6 separate regions of the Homo sapiens genome follow, and all the other regions are linked to region 5. Evidence: chromatin contacts called from ENCODE Hi-C or POLR2A ChIA-PET data. All regions are on one chromosome and are shown on one strand. The core of a region is the stretch at or near the end of the contact, and the rest is flanking DNA. Distances in the headings are between cores, read along the strand shown. Region 1 holds the start of OGG1 (8-oxoguanine DNA glycosylase). Region 2 holds the start of BRPF1 (bromodomain and PHD finger containing 1). Region 3 overlaps CHL1 (cell adhesion molecule L1 like). Region 4 overlaps CHL1 (cell adhesion molecule L1 like). Region 5 holds the start of EDEM1 (ER degradation enhancing alpha-mannosidase like protein 1). Region 6 holds the start of MTMR14 (myotubularin related protein 14).

Region 1 (3,055 bases), core at 62-2,561, 4.6 Mb after region 5:
CTACAGATAGGAACAGTCACAGGAAGAAGGGGCGGCCCAGGCCTTGCAGCCACTGAGGACTGGCACTGAGACAATGATGGCACTGGTCTGATGTTGATTCCATGCTGACGGTACACTCCGCTAGGTCTCTGGCTGGGACACAAGGGTCAATCCGCTGCAGATGTTGCTCTTCAAGAATTTGCAGTCTGGGCGGGGTGCGGTGGCTCACGCCTGTAATCCCAACACTTTAAGAGGCCGAGGCGGCTGGATCACGAGGTCAAGAGATCGAGACCATGCTAGCCAACATGGTGAAACCCCATCTCTACTAAAAATACAAAAATTAGCTGGGCGTGGTGGCGCGCACCTGTAGTCCCAGCTACTCGGGAGGCTGAGGCAGGAGAATCGCTTGAACCCGGGAGGCGGAGCTTGCAGTGAGCCGAGATCGCGCCATCACACTCCAGCCTAGGCGACAGAGTGAGACTCCGTCTCAAAGAAAAAAAACTTGCAGCCTGATAGTTAAGATACAGCAACCCCAAATCCCTATGCTAAAAGGTGAGAATGGCCCAGATAAAGGTCATGTCTCCTAGCTCCCTGCTTTTTCATGCCATCCTCCAGAAGGGAAGAAATTAAATAATCCATCCTCCTACTCCAGGCGACTAGAAGGCAGGCTGCCTCAGGGCCACACACTGGGACTTGGACTCAACCTGATGGGCTTCTGGGCCCAGCCCCAGACAAACCCCCGGCAAACGTCCCATTCCGAGGAAAGCATGAGCAGATGGAGTATGGAAGAAATGCCCAAGACGGCAGGCAGCAGCTGTGGCGGCCGGCGGGACGACAATCCGAGGAGAGGCCTCTGATGTCCTGAGGTCTCAGAGGACGCCTAAAGGCCTTGAATGGGACAAGCTTAGCGGGCGGGCGCAGAAGAGAATAATACTCTGGAGACACTTCCCGAGGGCTCTGGGGCCGGAGCTGTGTTCGCTCCGGTTCTTGGTGAAGACAGGGTTCGTGGGAGGCGGCCCAAGGAGGGCGAACGCCTAAGACTGCAAAGGCTCGGGGGAGAACGGCTCTCGGAGAACGGGCTGGGGAAGGACGTGGCTCTGAAGACGGACAGCCCTGAGGAACCGCGGGGCGCCCAGATGGAACTCGTTAGCGCCCCGAGTGCAGACAATCCCGGAGGGGGAAAGGCGAGCAGCTGGCAGAGAGCCCAGTGCCGGCCAACCGCGCGAGCGCCTCAGAACGGCCCGCCCACCCTGATTTCTCATTGGCGCCTCCTACCTCCTCCTCGGATTGGCTACCTCTAGGTGAAATGAGCGGTGGTTGAGCCCTACTTCCGGTGGTGCTGTGGTCTGCCCCTGGAGAACCCAGAAGAACACAGCTGTGCGCGCCCACAGGCTCTGGGGGCGGGAGAAGATAAGTCGCAAGGAGGGGGCGGGACCTACACCTCAGGAAAGCCGGAGAATTGGGGCACGAAGCGGGGCTTTGATGACCCGCAAAGGGCGAGGCATGCAGGAGGTGGAGGAATTAAGTGAAACAGGGAAGGTTGTTAAACAGCACCGTGTGGGCGAGGCCTTAAGGGTCGTGGTCCTTGTCTGGGCGGGGTCTTTGGGCGTCGACGAGGCCTGGTTCTGGGTAGGCGGGGCTACTACGGGGCGGTGCCTGCTGTGGAAATGCCTGCCCGCGCGCTTCTGCCCAGGCGCATGGGGCATCGTACTCTAGCCTCCACTCCTGCCCTGTGGGCCTCCATCCCGTGCCCTCGCTCTGAGCTGCGCCTGGACCTGGTTCTGCCTTCTGGACAATCTTTCCGGTGAGTGACTGAGCCTGAGAAGCCTGTCCCCTCGGACTGGCTCCTGCCGCCTCAACACTGCCTGGCATGGGGTACAAAGGAATTTGGGGGATGATGGAAGAAACCCGGGGTACAAAAGAGGAAACAAGCACGGGTAGCCAACCTGTTACCTTTAATATGTCTGTACAGTGATAATTGTAAGGATCCAGCGGTATAACCGATGCAGAAGATAATAGCACTTGTTTTTCTTTTTTTGAGACAGGGTCTCGCTCTGTTGCCCAGGTAGGAATGCAGAGAGGCCCATTCCAGCCTCGACCCCCCGGGCGCAGCCTCCCGAGTAGCTGGGACTACAGGTGTGCGCCATGCCCGGTTAAATTTTTGTATTTTTTGTAGAGGTGAGGTTTCGCCATGTTGCTCAGACTGGAAGATAGCACTGTTACTTGTATTAGTTTCGTACATGGAGCTATTGTAGGATAGGAGGGACCCCAAAGGGTGCAAGAAAGGAAATTGAGTGCCAGGGTTGTCATGTGCCTTGGGCTCAGGTGGAGGGAGCAAAGTCCTGCACACTGGAGTGGTGTACTAGCGGATCAAGTATGGACACTGACTCAGACTGAGGAGCAGCTCCACTGCACTGTGTACCGAGGAGACAAGAGCCAGGCTAGCAGGCCCACACCAGACGAGCTGGAGGCCGTGCGCAAGTACTTCCAGCTAGATGTTACCCTGGCTCAACTGTATCACCACTGGGGTTCCGTGGACTCCCACTTCCAAGAGGTGGCTCAGAAATTCCAAGGTGAGTACAGGACCTGGGCTGGGGTTAGGGTTCTTGGACATAAGTCACTTCTCTATGACTCAGTTTTGCCACCTGTAAAATGGGGATTATATCTACTTCATAGGCTTTTATGAGGATTTAAGGAACTAATACATGTAAAGTGCTTAGAATAATGCCAGGCACATAGTAAGTATTATTACCATTATTATTATCCTGCTAATCACCATAGTGAAGTGACAAGGATTTTGAGCCCATTCCTGGTTGTGTGACCTAGGGCAAGTGATTTCATTCATTCTGTAAATATATACAAAGCATCTGCTGTGTGACCGGGGATACACCAGTGAACAAAACAGACCCAAATGCCAGTCCTCATGGAGCTTACATTGTGGCCTCTTTATCTGTGGAATGGGATGGTAACTCAGCCCTCACAAGATGCTATGAGGAATGAGAGGTCTGGTGTTGCTTTCTCTAACGGTGCTGACTCTCATTCTCCTGGGATCCTCCTGGAGTTTTGGTACCTAGGA
Region 2 (3,025 bases), core at 210-2,709, 4.5 Mb after region 5:
TTGAACATTCACTACATGTCAAACCGTGTGCTAGGTGATTTACAAGCATCATCTCATTTAATTCTCACAACAACTCTGAGAACAGGTACTATATATTATTCCCACTTTACCCATAAGGAAACTGAGGCTCTGAGAAGATGAGTCATTTAAGATAATTCATCAGTTTGACTTCAGATCCCAAGATCTTAATCAGCAAACCTCTTCCTGGCATGTCGATTTTATTGGGATGGTTTTTAGAAAACATACATTTTATTGGGTCAAATGCAAAGTTTGCATTAAGAAGATAGAAGCTTTCAGATGCTTTGGGCTTTGTCCCAGAACCCTGGAAGACCTTTCACGCTCCTCTTTGATGACAAAACTGGAGAAGTATTGTTTAAGGATGTCTCCCCCTGCCATGCAAGTTCTCTGAAACCCTCAAGAACTAACAACAGAGTTTTCGAGCTCTGTTTTACAAATAAGGAACTTAAAGAACTGAACTTGCCCACGTTCACATTGCTAGGAGGTGACCCACTCACATTAAATCAGCTGTTTTGGCACCATGTTCCAATCAGCAACCCGCAGCACATCCCTGCCAACCCACAGATTTCCCACCGCTTTACCAGACAAGCCCTTTCACACCCACCGGCCCCAAACCAGCCCCTTCTCTCAGACCCATACCTTTTCTCTAGCACCTCTCCTTTACTTTTCCCAAGTTTCTTCCCTTTCCTTCAGTCACGCCCCGTTATCCCTAATCGGTCCTGCCCTTTCCCCACAGCTCCGCCCCTGCCTTACCAAGCCCCGCCTGCTCCCTTCAGCGTCGCATCGCTTTTTCCAACTTTGTTCTTTATTTCTAGTCCAGCTCCACTTTCCAGGCTCATCCAAAGCTCCGCCCTTTCTCTCGCGAGTACTCTTCTTCTGTTTAGCCCCACTTTTTACCCCGCTATTCTAACAGGCCCCCGCTGTGCGGTAGCCCCGCCCCCTCCCACAAGCCCCGCCCCACAGACCGGTCTAGTCTCCAGCCCCGCCCCGGTCCTACCCATAACTACCGGTCCCTTAGGCTCCAGCCCGCATCCCTCTTGCTCCCGGCCCTGCCCCCAGCCCCGCCCCGTGACTCTGGCCCCGCCTCACCGCCTTCCTCCGAGACCAAGGCCAGGTCCCTCCCGCAGCCGCGGCGCCAGCAGGAGGCAGGGAGCGGATAGGGAGGAGGCAGAGGGGGAGGGGAGAAGGGCGGGCTCCTCACGCCCAGCCCCGCGCTCACCGTCCGTGGTTGCAGATTCGCCACAAACCGCCCGACGACCCCAGATCCCGAGTACGGTGACTTCAGTCTCCAGAAACTCCACTCTAAGATGGGAGAGCTAGAGAAGCCCTGTGGGGTGTCCAGGGTCCTTTCTGAATCCCGGAGCACGGTCTTTCGAGCCTCAGCGGGCGGGCGGGGATCCGTGGCGAAAGTGCAGCTCAGTAGCGCCGCGGCGCCACGTTTACCCTGCGCAGACGCCGTCGCCGCCGCTGCTGCCGCCGCCGCTGCCACAGCCTTTGCCGCCACGGTCTCCGCCGCCGCTGTCCTCGCGCTGCCTCTGGGAGCCTCCATTGTTCCAGCAGCGCCCGGTCCCGAGACCGGGCATCTTGGGGGCTCGCGAAACGGGCGGCGGCCGACGGAGTTGAGACCCCAGGGCGCCGGCGGGACCAGGAGCGGCAGGGGTCAGCTCAGGAATCCCGGGGAGCCGGGACCAAAGCGTGGGGCGGCAGGGGGCCGGGGTGGCGAGGTCTACGGTCTCCGGAGTTGGGGCTCCCCCTTCCCGGCCCGACTTTCCCCGCCGACCTCCCCAAGTGGGGTCGGAGCCCCGGCGGGCGCCCCCGGCGATGAGCCCGGACTCGAGGTGGCCGGTGAGTGCGGGCCTGGGACCAGGGCGGGAGTGGCCGGCAGGGAAGGGGTAGGCTACGTTCGTGGGACGCGCACTGAGCCGCGTGGCCCGGGAACCTCTCTGGCAACTCCAGTTGGGAGAACTGACAGTGCATTGCTTCCCAGCAGGCATCCTGGGGCAACAGTGTATCTTTCGGGGCTGCCCGGGCTAGTGGCAGGCGGGGAGCCTTGTTTCACTTGTTACACTTCCACAAAGGGGAAACGCCGCCGCATCCGGAGAGTGGGCTGCGGGCACTGCCGGGGCCCAGCCCTATCCCTCCGGCCCCCGCCCCTTACTTCCTCCAGCCCCCTGAGCTTCAGGGGCAGATGCAGCCGCCATTCTCCTTGGGCCCTCCCCACGGGCTTTCTGGTCTAAGTTCTCGTCTCCCTCGCCTGTGCCTCTGCTGCCGGGTTCCAAGGGGAGATTGCTGATTCGCTGTGCTACTTTGGGAACCATTCACCCGGGACCCAGCTTGGAAAGAGGAGAGCTTGTTTGTGCTTCGGTTGGTTTATGTTTAAAGACACAGCCGCAGGTAGGAAATAGAAGAGTTGCAGTTGGACGTGTAGCGTTACTGATGTGAAAATCAGGAGCCGTTGACAGTGGAGCTGGAGCAGCCCACTTGCCTGGTTAAGGCACAGGTGGAGAGGCCAAGAGGGGTTATTTTGTCAGGGAGCTCATGATAGCCCTGCCTGGCTGGGATGGTGCCAAGCCCCTAGCTGAATGGTTGAACTCAACTAGGCCGAGAGAAATTGGGGCAGTCTCTGACCAAGCTGGGCTTCCTGAGGCCTGGTGCCATCTGCTGTCTACACTCACCCAGGAATGTTGGGGAGCGGGGAGGGAGGGCCCCTGCGGACCAGCATGGAGCTGAGCATGCCTAGATTGTCGCGTTCGTGTTTGTACCCTTAGGGCCTGGCACTTGGTAGTCACTCAGTTGATGTGTGAGTGGGTGAACAGCTCAAATGTAATACAAGCTGCTGTCACTGACTAAATGACCTCAGTTTTCACTTTGTTTCACAGTACATCTCCTACCCAGTACCAGGGCCAGGCTCCCCATAAAGACCTCAAAAGTAAATGAATTCTTTCTGTGATCCAGTGATTTCTGCAGGAGTCCAACGCTAAAGCATTAGCCACCCACCCATTCAGCT
Region 3 (2,983 bases), core at 239-2,738, 4.9 Mb before region 5:
GTGCTAGAATTATATAATAGTAGCCACATCCTGGAACCATAAAGGCATTCTTAAGGAAGTTTATATTTAAAAAAGCAAAATAAAGAGCCAGGAATGAGTAACTAGTGCACAGACTGTGAAACCAGAGGATAATATTCTATATCTGTAAATACACATAACATTAAAATCCTTAATTTGACAACTGGCAGAAGAACACAGCATTGAATCTTGTATATTTTCATTTTCTCTTTCTCTTCTCTACCACATTCATTTCCATGTTACTTTTATCCTTTTCAGAATGACCAATTGCTTCCGTTTTAAACTATACTCACTGTACTTGGGATTTATTTCTCTTACCTTATACTGGAAAAAAATGCAAAAAAAGGGCATTCAGAACTTACGTGTCATTTTTATATTGCGAATTCAAGGAAAATAAATATTTTTGTGACTTTATTTCTAAGTGTTACATTTGCTTATTTTGTCTTTTCCATATTTCCCCCTTTCCCTGTCTTTGGCATGACATTTGGAATTGTTATTGGAAAGAGAATCAACTCAGAAATCAGGAAAGTTAGCCAGTGACACATTCCTTTATTACATGATGCAAATATTTTGCTTTGCTCTTTTAACATTTTTCTTTTCCATAACAAGAAGTTTTACAGCTACATTTCACAGATTTTACATCTCTGCATCTAACAGAAACATAAAATGTAGTTTGCATTTAGGTATTTGTATTTTATTTTACTAGGCAGGAATGTGGAGTGTGTTTGTGAGCTTGTGCATGTGAGCTGGAAGGAAGTGTGGTTGCCCAGTACTTCCTCAACTCATGACTGAAACTTTGTTCCAGTTCAAGAAGGAAATAAAGAGCCCTTCAAAATAGAATACTGAATACTTTCTTCATCCGCTCTATAGAAATCAGGCCAGGAAGCAAATTAAAATTACAAGAATATCCAAAACAGAATTATTTTGCTTGCTGTCTGTGTATTTGACCACTGCCTTTTATGATTTTAACCTTTCCAGACATTCTCTTTGGGGTCGGTTTTCCTTGTGGCCCATAGGAGATCCCACTGAAATCATTTACTAGTTGTTCCAGATTTCCCCACAATCCCCATTGCGCTAAGTGGCGGCTAATGTGGGAGCTGTCATGTTTGGAAAATACCATGATGCCATGAGTTAATTTCATACCTGTCACAAGATCTTGCATGCGATCCCAGGGGACCAGTGGTATGTCACACACTACTGCAAGCGTTCGTTAGTACCTCTCAAAGCAATGAACCATGGCCAAGAGATCTTGTTGCAACATATGGCAGCACCTGTCACCAGGCTTCATGACTGGCATAAAATTAACCTGTTTTCCTGTTTGATGCGCTGCTTTTTTTTGCTTATCCGTAAAAAGGATGAGAATAAATTGTATTTGGAAACAATTTACTGTTCCTTTCAAGAAGTATAATGGTAGACTTGGGTTACTGGACACAATGAATAGACAGTGTCCTTGTAGAAGTACACACACTGCTATTCAGTAAAGGTGGTATTTTATGAATTTCTGAATGGCAGTCTGCACATCTCACACAGGAAGCAACGTTTTAGTTTCTGAACTCTGTCAAACTTAGACATAGAGCAAGAAATGACATTATTGTGAGCCACATTGTGGAAGAAAAATCCAGGAAGCATGAGTTTCAGATGTGAGTTTGCCCTTGCCTTTCGAATGGTTTCAAGCAACCTTGAGCTTCCTCTCTCTTCTCTCTATATTTCTCACGCTCAGATCTTAGTATTCTAATGGGGACGCACGAAAAAGGGACCCACAGAAAAACAATATTCAGAATGATGCCGGATATTCAGTGTCTTAGAAAAATAGATTAATGGGATTTAGTCTTTAAGTCTTAAAACTGCAATTTAGCAGTTATTTTTATGGATAAAGACAAAGAATATAGTCCAGCATTTATATATGGCTTTCTACCTCAGAGAAATAGTAAAAGTTTTTTGATCAAATGATTTCTCAATAGAGAAAGTATCCGGTTTCTTGCATCATTTTTCTTTTCTTTTCTTTTCTATTTTGGATCTTCTTATATATCTTTTTGCAGAGCCTTAAGCTTCTTAAAATATTTATTTTAATCGAGGGGGGAGCTGTTTTCTATAGCTAGTCTTTTTCCTTCTTCTTAAGGTAAATGCTTCTTAGATTCTGTGAGTTTTAAAATTCATATACAGCAAAGAACAAAGATAAATTTAGCAGTCTTTTCCCTTTATGTCACTACCAAGTCTAGGGAACAAATGGTGCTGTTCTTCCACAATCTGGACTGGTTGCTTTGAATTCTGGAGTAATCAATTTTTCCTGGCATTTCTTAAATGGTCTTTTTTATTCACTGAATCTCCTTTGAAAGTATAAACATTAGTCCTTGTTCTATGGTTTTGGAAATTGATGACTGCTATTCTCAAAGGATAGTATAGTTGGAATGATTGAAGGAGCAGAGCAAAAAGCTGAACTGAAACAATGGAGGGAGGAAAGATAGTACCAGAGACAATGAGAGAAGTGGGCAGTGATTGGAAGGGAATCCGAAGTAGGGATTGGGGACTTAAAGGCTGCTTAGACTTGATTAATAAATGCTGTATAAATGAAATGCTGAGACAAGGGATAAAATTGCACTTGAGAAGTCACTTGAAAATGTGTTAATGCCTTTACTTGACAAGCATTTATTTTTTCATCCTGGGTATAAAACCACTGTAGGAAAATGTAGATCATTTTTTCACACTGAGTATTTTTTAACTGCTGATTATGGTTATGTTGTCCTAAAATCAGGTTTCTATTATCTGAAAAGAAAATAAAAAGAAATAAATATAGGTGTGTAAAGATAAGTATTTTGGAGGCATGGATCTTCAGGTGAAGTGTCATGTAATATCTTTGCTAAGTCGGGATAAAAATAAAATTTAAAACTGAAATTCATATTTAAAAAGTTCTTAGTAGAGTCTAGGCATTTTTTTTTTTTTAGTGTACCTAACAGTGATGAAAATT
Region 4 (3,095 bases), core at 564-3,063, 4.8 Mb before region 5:
CCCACTCCAAATGGGCTGGGCGGGGAAAGACAGGAATGGCCCAGCACTGAGGGCCAACTCTCCCCATTTCACCATGCTCAGCATAGAGCTCCAAGGAGTCCCCAAATCTTCCACTGGAACCTAGAGCTCAGATTATTTTGGATGTCCTTGTTCAGGAAGAAGGATAGAACATATTTTTACGTGTCAATTGCTTAATTAAGAGCAGGTACGATAGTGGCTTCCATTTGTCCTTTTGCTCTGGGGCCTGCACAAGTCAAGGGTGAGCCACTTGGTGGATAACAGACCTCGGGTCCCGTCTAGGATGTGCACCTTGCCAGCTGTTTCATCTTGAGGTGTTTTCTGAATCTCCCCAAGCTTACGTTTTTTAAACTGCAAAATGGAGATAGTGGCGGTTGGTTGTGCTTGAATGAAAAAAAATGTGGCCAGCTGCCTAGGGCAGTGATTCATCTGTAGAGCACTGTGATGGTTTATAAACTCTGGAGCCAGACTGCCTGGGTTTGCATACTGACTCTACCACTTACTAGCTGCGTGACGGGGAGTATCACTGACCCTCTTCAAACCCATTTCTTCATCAGTAAATTGGGATAAAAATAACACTGACTCACGGGGTTGTTTTGTGGATTAAAGGAAACATCATGCAGAGAATGCTTAGCACGGGGACTGCCACAAAAACAGCCCCCCGTAAGGTATGGTTGGTTGGTATTGTTTTCCCATAACAGACACTCAGGAAACCTTAGTCCTCATTATTAACTATCTTCAGATTTGGGATTTTTCTCTTCATCTCTTTAGGGAACAGAATAAAAAATGAAAAATAATAATGAGGTTTTGGGTAGACGAAGGGAAATGAAAGCAACTTTTGTTTATAATGAATGTTCAGGTTACAAAAGTAAGGAACGCAGATTCTCCGGAACACAAAATCATAAAATATTATATTTGGATGGTATTTGGCTGTTTACAAAAGACATTCACAAATTACTTAGAATCCTCAAAAGAACTTTATAAAGGAGGTGCTATTATTCATATTTAACTGATTCGTTCATTCAATAATATTTATGGGGTACTTTCTATGTTCCCGGCACTGGACTTCATGCTTGAGATATACAACAGTGAATAAAATGGATGGAATCCTTGCTCTCCTGCCATTAGACAAATAACACATGAGTGTGTGCTATGGTGTGATAAAGCAGAAAATAGCTGGGTAAGGGCAGTGCCTGAAAGAGGTTCAGGACCCAGAGTTGCAATCTTAAGATCATAATAGTAAGACCCCTGTGGTAATTTACCTTTGAGTGGAGATGGGAAGGAAGTGAGGAAGTCAGCCACCTAAATAGCAGGGAAAGTGCTGTCTCAGTGGAGAGGTGTGTTGAGGAGGAGAAAAGAGGTGAGTGTGACTGAAGCTGAGGGAGTGCAAGGGGCAGCCCTAGGCCACCAGATCCGCCAGCAGGGGAAGGGGCCAGAGCTCAGGTAAAGATGAACATCGAAGTAGGGCCTTGGGATTTTGAGAATACACTAGGCAGCTCTTGGAGAATTTTAAGCAGAAGAGTGACACAATCTAATTTACATTTTTACAAGGTATTTTCCTGGCCTTTGAATGGAGAATGGACTGTGTGATTGATACTAGGTAGGAGGCCATCTGAGAGGCTCTGCGCTCAGGGCTAGATTGGTGGCAGTCATGGTTGGCTTCTGGATTTATTTTGAAATTGAGCCAATAGGTTTGTTAATGGATGAGGAGGTCAAGGCTGAAAATAAACTTATGCGAGACCACACAGCTGAATAATGGTAGACTTCAAACCAAAGCCAGGTGGCTGGAATCCAAGCTCGGTGTTCTGTTCACAGCTTTTGGCCCTGGCTCTACTTGTTGCCCTGCAAACAGGTCGTAAACTTTTATAGGCTGGGATATTTGATGACAGAGTGTTGGCTAGAGGATTTGAAACCTCTTTAAGCTTATTTTAGTTTTAGAGGTTATATATCCTTTCCCCATGTTATTTCAAAATTAAATCAAAATGATTGCTATTATTGATTATCGGACTAACCCTTTTCACATGCTTTGCATATGATATTTCTGAACCTCGTAGCAGCTTGAAAAATAGATTCTATTATTCTCCATTGGCAACTGAGACTCAGAGAGGTTACATTACTTACTGGAGAATGCAACCCAGGTACATTTAAAACCAGGAACTAAACCCAGGAAGGATTAACTCCAGAGCTGAAGTTTCGTCCATTTTATTGCATGATTTCTCACAGGGTTGACCAAAGACAAAACTGAGAAAGAATTTCTGAAGTATGTCAGGACTAGTGTGTTTTATAAAGACTTGGCCTTCTTGAATCCTGGGAGCTTCTGTTAGCCTTTGTCAATACACAACAATTTCCATACCCATGCCAACAGGCAGATTTAAGCAATGTTTAATTACTTAAATAAAGTATCATTTATATAGTCTAATTTCTTACTTTTGTAATGCAGTGTTAATTCAGAGCCATGCATGGATCAGACGGGATAAGGAGAACTAAATGGGAGGATGGCGTTAACTCTGAAAGTCTTAGGACCCTGAGTGGGGTGTGGAAGTGAAGAGTGGGATTAGAGACTCAGTGCTTTGCAGCATTCCTAAAGAGTTTAGCCTTTAAAAACTTGGAAGAGCTACTCATCTTGCTAATTTGCAAGAAATAAGTGATAAATTGTTCAACAGGATTGTATTAGTTTTCTAACATTGCTGTAACAAATTAAATTACCATAAACTTAGTGTCTTAAAATAGTGCATGTACACTATTTTACATTTCTGTAAAAGTCCAACACGAGTCTTGGCTAAAATCAAAATGTCAGCAGTGCCATGTCCTGGAAGTGCTTGGAGAGCATTCCTTCGTTTGCCTTTTCCAGCTTTTCCAGGCTGCCCACATTCCTGGCTCCCTTCCGCCATTTTGAAAGCCAGCTACACTGCATCTCTCTGACCATCCTTCCATGGTCACATTTCCCTCTGACCATAGCCAAGGAGGGCCTTCTGATTTTCAGGAGCTTTGTGATTACATTGAGCCCACTTGGGTCATCCAGATGTAGGAAATAATTTTCCTACCTCAATGTCCTTAATCTTAATCACATCTGCAAG
Region 5 (2,911 bases), core at 36-2,535:
ACCTTCTTATGCACTCCATTGGTCGGCCATTCAGCCAATATCAGATTTGGGGGTCTAGTCAGGTCTTGCTTCCCAAGCTTTTCAGAAACCCTGATGAAACAGGCATAGGGTCTAAACTTAGGGAGGGCAAAACTTACAGCCAACTCCAAATGCAGCAAGCAAAATAAATAAGCGCCTAAACCATTGAATCTTTATGTGAAAGCCATAGCCCTTTAGAGCTAACATTTGCAATCTTCTTAATTATAGGAAGTAGATACAGAGGGGTAAAGTTATTTAACTGGGAATCTACCCCACACCTCAAAGGTTAGGTCACTAATTGCGGGTGCACAGGAGAGATGGTAGGATGGGAGGGACAGGAGAAGACATGTTTAGATATATCTGGTAAATAATTTGGTGGTGGTGGGAGCCTTCATTCCCACCCCCAACCCGCCCCCCCCTTTTAAAAAAATCCTATTTCCGAGACAAAAGCAATATAACATAACTTTGTATTTCCTGAAACTTCCAGTTTCTAAGAACTGTCCAAGAGTACTTACACGCACATTCCCGAGACCGTTGGAGTTGTTCGATAGGTCTAGGGAGGGATCTGGGGATACGTGTTTTACAAGCACCATGAGCGATTCTTCAAAGTTGGGTGTTTGAATCAAAAGAGCAGAATTCATGATACCGTTTTGTGCACTCCTTGAGCTAAAAGGTAGTATCCCACCCTCTCCATAAACAGACACCTAAGTTATAAAACTTATGCGCTCGATATGCAAAAATAGCTCGTTTTATACAGAAACGATCCTTTCCTTCTTTTCCTTATATATCTTTTAACTGTCATCACTCCTAACCTAGACCTAGAGTGGCTTTTTCCGGTCCTAGCTCTGCCGGACACACGCTCTGCCCAGAGACCCGATCCACCCAAGGCCAGGCGGTCTGGGGTCACGTCTGTGTCCAGCGTCCGGCGGGCGCTGCCGTGCCGCTCTCCCATTGGCTGGAAGTTCCCTCGCGGGCCGGCGCGGCTCCTGCTCGCCACGCCAGCCCATCGGGCTACGGACCGCCCAGGGGGGCGGGGCTTGGGAGTTGGGGCGGGGCCCGGGTGAGGGGCGGGGCCTCGGGGCGTCGCGGACGTCCTGGCGGCCTACTGCGTGGGAGGGAGTCCTGGGCCGCGCCCCGCGAGGCCGGGCCCAGGCCGGGCCAATCCCGGGCCACTGGGCGGGCGACCGTGGGGCCTGGCCGGCCCGCCGGAGAGCCTGGGGGTTGGGGACGATGGGCTAGTTCCTGGTGCGTCACGGGGGAGTTCCTTAAAGGGGAAGCGAGCCGGGCTACGGGGCGAGCGCGGGGTGCGGTGGTCGGCGGGGAGGCCCCCGCGCTTTAAAATAATGCCCGCGGCGCCCGCGCGACCATGCAATGGCGAGCGCTCGTCCTGGGGCTGGTGCTCCTCCGGCTTGGCCTCCATGGAGTATTGTGGCTCGTCTTCGGGCTGGGGCCCAGCATGGGCTTCTACCAGCGCTTTCCGCTCAGCTTCGGCTTCCAGCGTCTGAGGAGCCCCGACGGCCCCGCGTCGCCCACCTCGGGGCCCGTGGGCCGGCCTGGGGGGGTATCCGGGCCGTCGTGGCTGCAGCCGCCGGGGACCGGGGCAGCGCAGAGCCCGCGCAAGGCTCCGCGGCGTCCTGGGCCGGGGATGTGCGGCCCAGCCAACTGGGGCTACGTGCTGGGCGGCCGGGGCCGCGGCCCGGACGAGTACGAGAAGCGCTACAGCGGCGCCTTCCCTCCGCAGCTGCGTGCCCAGATGCGCGACCTGGCACGGGGCATGTTCGTCTTTGGCTACGACAACTACATGGCTCACGCCTTCCCCCAGGACGAGCTCAACCCCATCCACTGCCGCGGCCGTGGGCCCGACCGCGGGGACCCGTGAGTAGCCCCCGCCGCCCGGGGCCGCGCGCCCACGCGCTTCCTTCCGCCCTCCGCGCCGGGGTGCAGCCCTCTGTCCTCCGGGGCCCCCGAGGGCGCCAGGGCCGTTAGGGTCCCGGGCAGCGCTCCCGCGCCCTGTCCCGTGTGAGTCCCTGTGAAGACCCCCGAGCTTGAGGGTGCGGGGTGGGCCGGTGGCCTTCCTCTCCTGATTCTCCCGGAATCTCCAAACTTCAGAACTGCTGTCCAGCTCAGTGTCTTACGCGTGAGGATACTGAGGTCCAGGACCAGAAGGGACAGTGGCAGTGCCAAGGGCTGGCTTGGAGGGCTTTCCACTTCCATCCGACCCCTTCCTCCGGATGAGCATAAACTCTAAATGAAATCTCCATCATGCCCCCCGTGTAAACGCAGCCTCAGAACAAGCCTTTACCTCGCACCCCCACCTCTATCACATTGCCACACCCACGTCTTTTCTATGTAAAAAGCCTATAGTTGACTTCTCCAAAGCCGTCCATTGAGTTTGAGGCAGAACGGGGTTACAGCCTCTCCTTCACAGGGGCTGCTTCTTAGGCTGAGGATAGTTAGGTGGTGGGGAGGGAAGCTATGTGGCCCACTTTTGGGGTCCAGATACTTGAGGTGAAATTCACTGGATGCCAGATTGACTGTCAACGTCATCGCCCTGTACGATCTGTCTATAAATCCCCCGCCTCTGGTGGCGTGGTTGTCCGGGAAGGTCAGGCAGTCTTCCCTGTTCACCAGCCTTGTTTGCAAAGGCTGAGCTCCAAGGGTCACCACTGTTGACATCAAAGTCCAAGAGGGCAGTACACCCAGCTAAGGACCTCTTACCTGTAGGGAAGGAATGTGCATTGCCATAGACCCTGTTAGTCCAAATAGTTGACTCCCCTCCCCTGGATGGGAGTGGAGGAGTTGGTTTGCTCAGTGTCTTGGCACCGTCTGGGGCAAGCATTTTCCTTCACCTGGAGGAAAGCAGTGGAGTCCAGTCCTTAGGTTCTGATAAGGA
Region 6 (2,783 bases), core at 219-2,718, 4.5 Mb after region 5:
AATTACTTTCATTCAGACTGGGTATTAGACCACATTAAGGAATATTGTTAATTTTCTTAGGCATGTTAATAGCCTTATATTTTTTATGTATTTTTTTTTTGAAGTACAAATCTGTTGTGATAAATGCTTAAGTATTCACAGCTGAAATAATGTGATGTCTGGGATTTGCTTTAAAATAATTCCCTGGATGGGAAGGGACTGCTTAAACAGGATAGATAAGCAGATGTTGATTATTGTTCAAAACCAGTTAATGGGTACATGAGGGTTCATTATACTATTGTCTCCACTTTTGCGAATGTCTGAAATATTCTAATAATAATAATAATGAGAGGCTTCTCATCACAGAATTTCAAGGCAGTCGCTTCACCTCCCTGACTCCCAGTTTCTACCTCAATAAAATAGGGCTGATGATATAATGCACTGTACTCACAGGGATGTTGTGAGCAGCAGGGGGAGAAAGGGTTTTATGAAATGTTGTGTTTTTGTTTTTGTTTTAGAGACGGAGTCTCATTCTGTCACCCAGGCTGGAGTGCAGTGGCGCGATCTCGGCTCACTCTCCGCCTCCCGGGTTCAAGCAATTCTCCTGCCTCAGCCTCCCGAGTAGCTGGGATTACAGGCACCTGCCACCACGCGCGGCTAATTTTTGTATTTTTAGTAGAGACGGGGTTTCACTGCGTTGATCAGGCTGGTCTCGAATGCCTCACTTCATAATCCGCCTGCCTCGGCCTACCAAAGTGCTGGGATTACAGGCGTGAGACACCGCGGCCGGCTGAAATGTTTTAATATTGGTAACCACTGCCATTATGGTTTCTAGTACTAATTTGTTGCCTCCAAGCGTTCTCTCCTCCTCGCCCTGTAATTTTTTTTTTTTCTTAAGACAGAGTATTGCTCTGTCACCCAGGCTGGAGTGTAGTGGTTCGATTTCGGCTCATTGCAACCTCAGCCTCATGGGTTCAAGCGATTCTCCTGCCTCAGCCTCCCAAGTAGTTGGGATTACAGGTGGGTGTCACCATGCCCGGCTAATTTTTTTATTTTTAGTAGAGATGCGGTTTCACCATTTTGGCAGCCTGGTCTCGAACTCTTGGCCTCAAGTGATCCGCCCGCCTCGGCCCCCCAAAGTGCTGGGATGACAGGTGTGAGCCACCACGCTCGGCTTCCCTGTAATTGTTGATTCCACTTTTCCTCTGGTTCTTTTCAATGGTTCCTTCCTGCTACCCCCCTCCCCCGGCAGCCCAATGGTTGAGCCCGGCTTCCCCGGGGGAAACCCCTTGGGGCGGATCACGCGGTATCAGCCAGTGGCCTCCCTGGTGGATAGAAGGATCGCTCTGCGCCGGGGGCGGGCCAGTAATCGTAGGCGGGGCGCGGGTCCAGAGCTCCGATTGGCCAGAGTCGGAGTAAACATCCGGCGGGACGGGGCGGGGCCGGAAGTGGAAGTGGAAGTAGAAGGCGGTGGCTGAGGCGGTTCCGGAGGTTCTAGTGTCGGAGTTGGGTGCAGGCAGGTGCCATGGGCCCGCTTGAGGCACACTGAGGGGACGCGGGGCTGGGCCATGGCCGGCGCTCGGGCCGCCGCCGCCGCTGCCTCGGCGGGGTCCTCGGCCTCTTCAGGCAACCAGCCGCCTCAGGAGCTGGGGCTTGGGGAGCTGCTGGAGGAGTTCTCCCGGACTCAGTACCGGGCCAAGGATGGCAGCGGGACCGGCGGCTCTAAGGTGAGATTGGAGGTGCGATGAGCTGGGGAAGGCTCCTAACTTGGGAAGTTACAGAGGAAAGGCTGAGGCCAGGGGTCAGAAAAAGGTAGGAGTGGTACCTCGCCGCTGAGGAAGAGGAGAGAGAGAGAGGAGTTCTCCAGGGTCTGTATCCGGAGTATAAGAGTCGGTCTTGACAACCATAAAAGGAGGAACTGGGGTCAGAATGAGCCCAGCAAAGAGGTCCTTCTTGTTTGAGAAGGGGTCTGGAGGTGAGAGATCAAGCTGAGGGGCCAGGTTCAAAGATCAGAGAGGAGGACCTAAGGAAGGTCTATTCCCTGCTTCAGGTGCCGTAGGATGAGTTGTGTCAGGGAAAAAGCCCCAAGAAAAAGCTAAGAAAAATAGGGAGACGATTCCTCGGGGTCAGAGGTCAGAATGGAGCCAGGAGGTGAACCCAGTGTGCTGCCCCCTTATAAGGTCTCAGCATGACTTAGGCCCATCCCTTTCCTTCCCCTATAGAGCAGGAAGACAACCCACACTCCCTTTCAGTTCCTTTATCTAAAGCAGGTCTCCGTTCCTCTTTTTGCTCCCTTTGGGATTTCCACCCAGTCGTCTTATCGCCAGACCTGGAGGGCTTCCTGTCAGCTCAGGCCATCCCCACCCTAAGCACTGGCTGGCAGTGCGGTGGGAATCTTGCCGACCCTGCCATCTCATTCCCCCACGTGGTTTTGGCAGCTTTAGCACCAAGTTTTCCAGTGGAATTCTGTTCCATCCTGCACCACAGAACTCTGATTTGACCTCAGAGATTACCGTGAGTTGCTATTCTGTAGTTGGCATCTTGTAGTCTCTGAAGTAACCCAGGGAAGACTTCAGTAAGGATTGGACTTCCTCACTCTCCAAATGGCCAAGTAATTTTTCCAAGTATAGTCTGGGGACCACCTGTTTAATGATCATCTGGGGTACTTTTAAAATTTGTGCTTATGGGATACTTTGTGAAAACAGAGATTCCTTAGTCCCACCCAGTCCTACCAAGTCAGAATTTCTGGGGGTGGGATCCTGGAATTTGCTTTTTTTTTTTTTTTCTTTTGAGAAGGAGTCTCG

Evidence for each region. Hi-C counts contacts between places; a loop is a spot of excess contacts on that map. ChIA-PET counts read pairs that join two places held with the same protein, here RNA polymerase II (POLR2A). Pooled maps may share reads with other maps.
Region 1: a pooled map shows a loop between it and region 5 (4-fold over the local background). The contact joins the promoter of OGG1 here to the promoter of EDEM1 in region 5. A Hi-C loop is called at or near these places in 2 of 50 pooled maps.
Region 2: a pooled map shows a loop between it and region 5 (12-fold over the local background). The contact joins the promoter of BRPF1 here to the promoter of EDEM1 in region 5. A Hi-C loop is called at or near these places in 2 of 37 single-sample maps with no recorded cell type and 7 of 50 pooled maps.
Region 3: a loop to region 5 is called in a pooled map, with 7 times the contacts of the local background. The contact joins the enhancer-like site here to the promoter of EDEM1 in region 5. A Hi-C loop is called at or near these places in 3 of 37 single-sample maps with no recorded cell type and 4 of 50 pooled maps.
Region 4: a loop to region 5 is called in a map with no recorded cell type, with 3 times the contacts of the local background. The contact joins the enhancer-like site here to the promoter of EDEM1 in region 5. A Hi-C loop is called at or near these places in 3 of 37 single-sample maps with no recorded cell type and 4 of 50 pooled maps.
Region 6: a pooled map shows a loop between it and region 5 (19-fold over the local background). The contact joins the promoter of MTMR14 here to the promoter of EDEM1 in region 5. A Hi-C loop is called at or near these places in 1 of 37 single-sample maps with no recorded cell type and 8 of 50 pooled maps. POLR2A ChIA-PET finds 5 or more read pairs at or near these places in 1 of 52 experiments (B cell).

The regions. Positions count from the first base shown.
Region 1 is chr3:9,748,641-9,751,695 of GRCh38, forward strand. OGG1 (8-oxoguanine DNA glycosylase) reads left to right here and starts at 1,312. Exons shown (of 7, transcript NM_002542.6): 1 at 1,312-1,783; 2 at 2,305-2,552. The coding sequence starts at 1,647. RefSeq lists enhancers at 886-935, 966-1,085.
Region 2 is chr3:9,730,276-9,733,300 of GRCh38, forward strand. It overlaps BRPF1 (bromodomain and PHD finger containing 1), which reads left to right and starts at 1,460. Exons shown (of 14, transcript NM_001003694.2): 1 at 1,460-1,863. RefSeq lists enhancers at 896-1,455, 2,016-2,575 and silencers at 919-1,278, 1,749-1,798, 1,809-1,938.
Region 3 is chr3:277,268-280,250 of GRCh38, forward strand. The region is part of intron 2 of CHL1 (cell adhesion molecule L1 like); the gene reads left to right. Among named protein-coding and RNA genes, the nearest start is that of CHL1-AS2, 81 kb to the left of the region's middle. Within about 2 kb of position 1,489, at least 4 of the 41 ENCODE cell types and tissues checked have a DNase peak (open chromatin) inside an H3K27ac peak, as active enhancers do.
Region 4 is chr3:355,363-358,457 of GRCh38, forward strand. All of the region lies in intron 11 of CHL1 (cell adhesion molecule L1 like), which reads left to right. Among named protein-coding and RNA genes, the nearest start is that of CHL1-AS1, 29 kb to the right of the region's middle. Within about 2 kb of position 1,814, at least 3 of the 41 ENCODE cell types and tissues checked have a DNase peak (open chromatin) inside an H3K27ac peak, as active enhancers do.
Region 5 is chr3:5,186,422-5,189,332 of GRCh38, forward strand. EDEM1 (ER degradation enhancing alpha-mannosidase like protein 1) reads left to right here and starts at 1,286. Exons shown (of 12, transcript NM_014674.3): 1 at 1,286-1,893. The coding sequence starts at 1,385. RefSeq lists silencers at 915-1,324, 1,565-1,734, 1,785-2,074 and an enhancer at 2,225-2,274.
Region 6 is chr3:9,648,037-9,650,819 of GRCh38, forward strand. It overlaps MTMR14 (myotubularin related protein 14), which reads left to right and starts at 1,469. Exons shown (of 19, transcript NM_001077525.3): 1 at 1,469-1,706. The coding sequence starts at 1,548. RefSeq lists enhancers at 1,064-1,293, 1,101-1,996, 1,283-1,452 and silencers at 1,324-1,433, 1,534-1,633.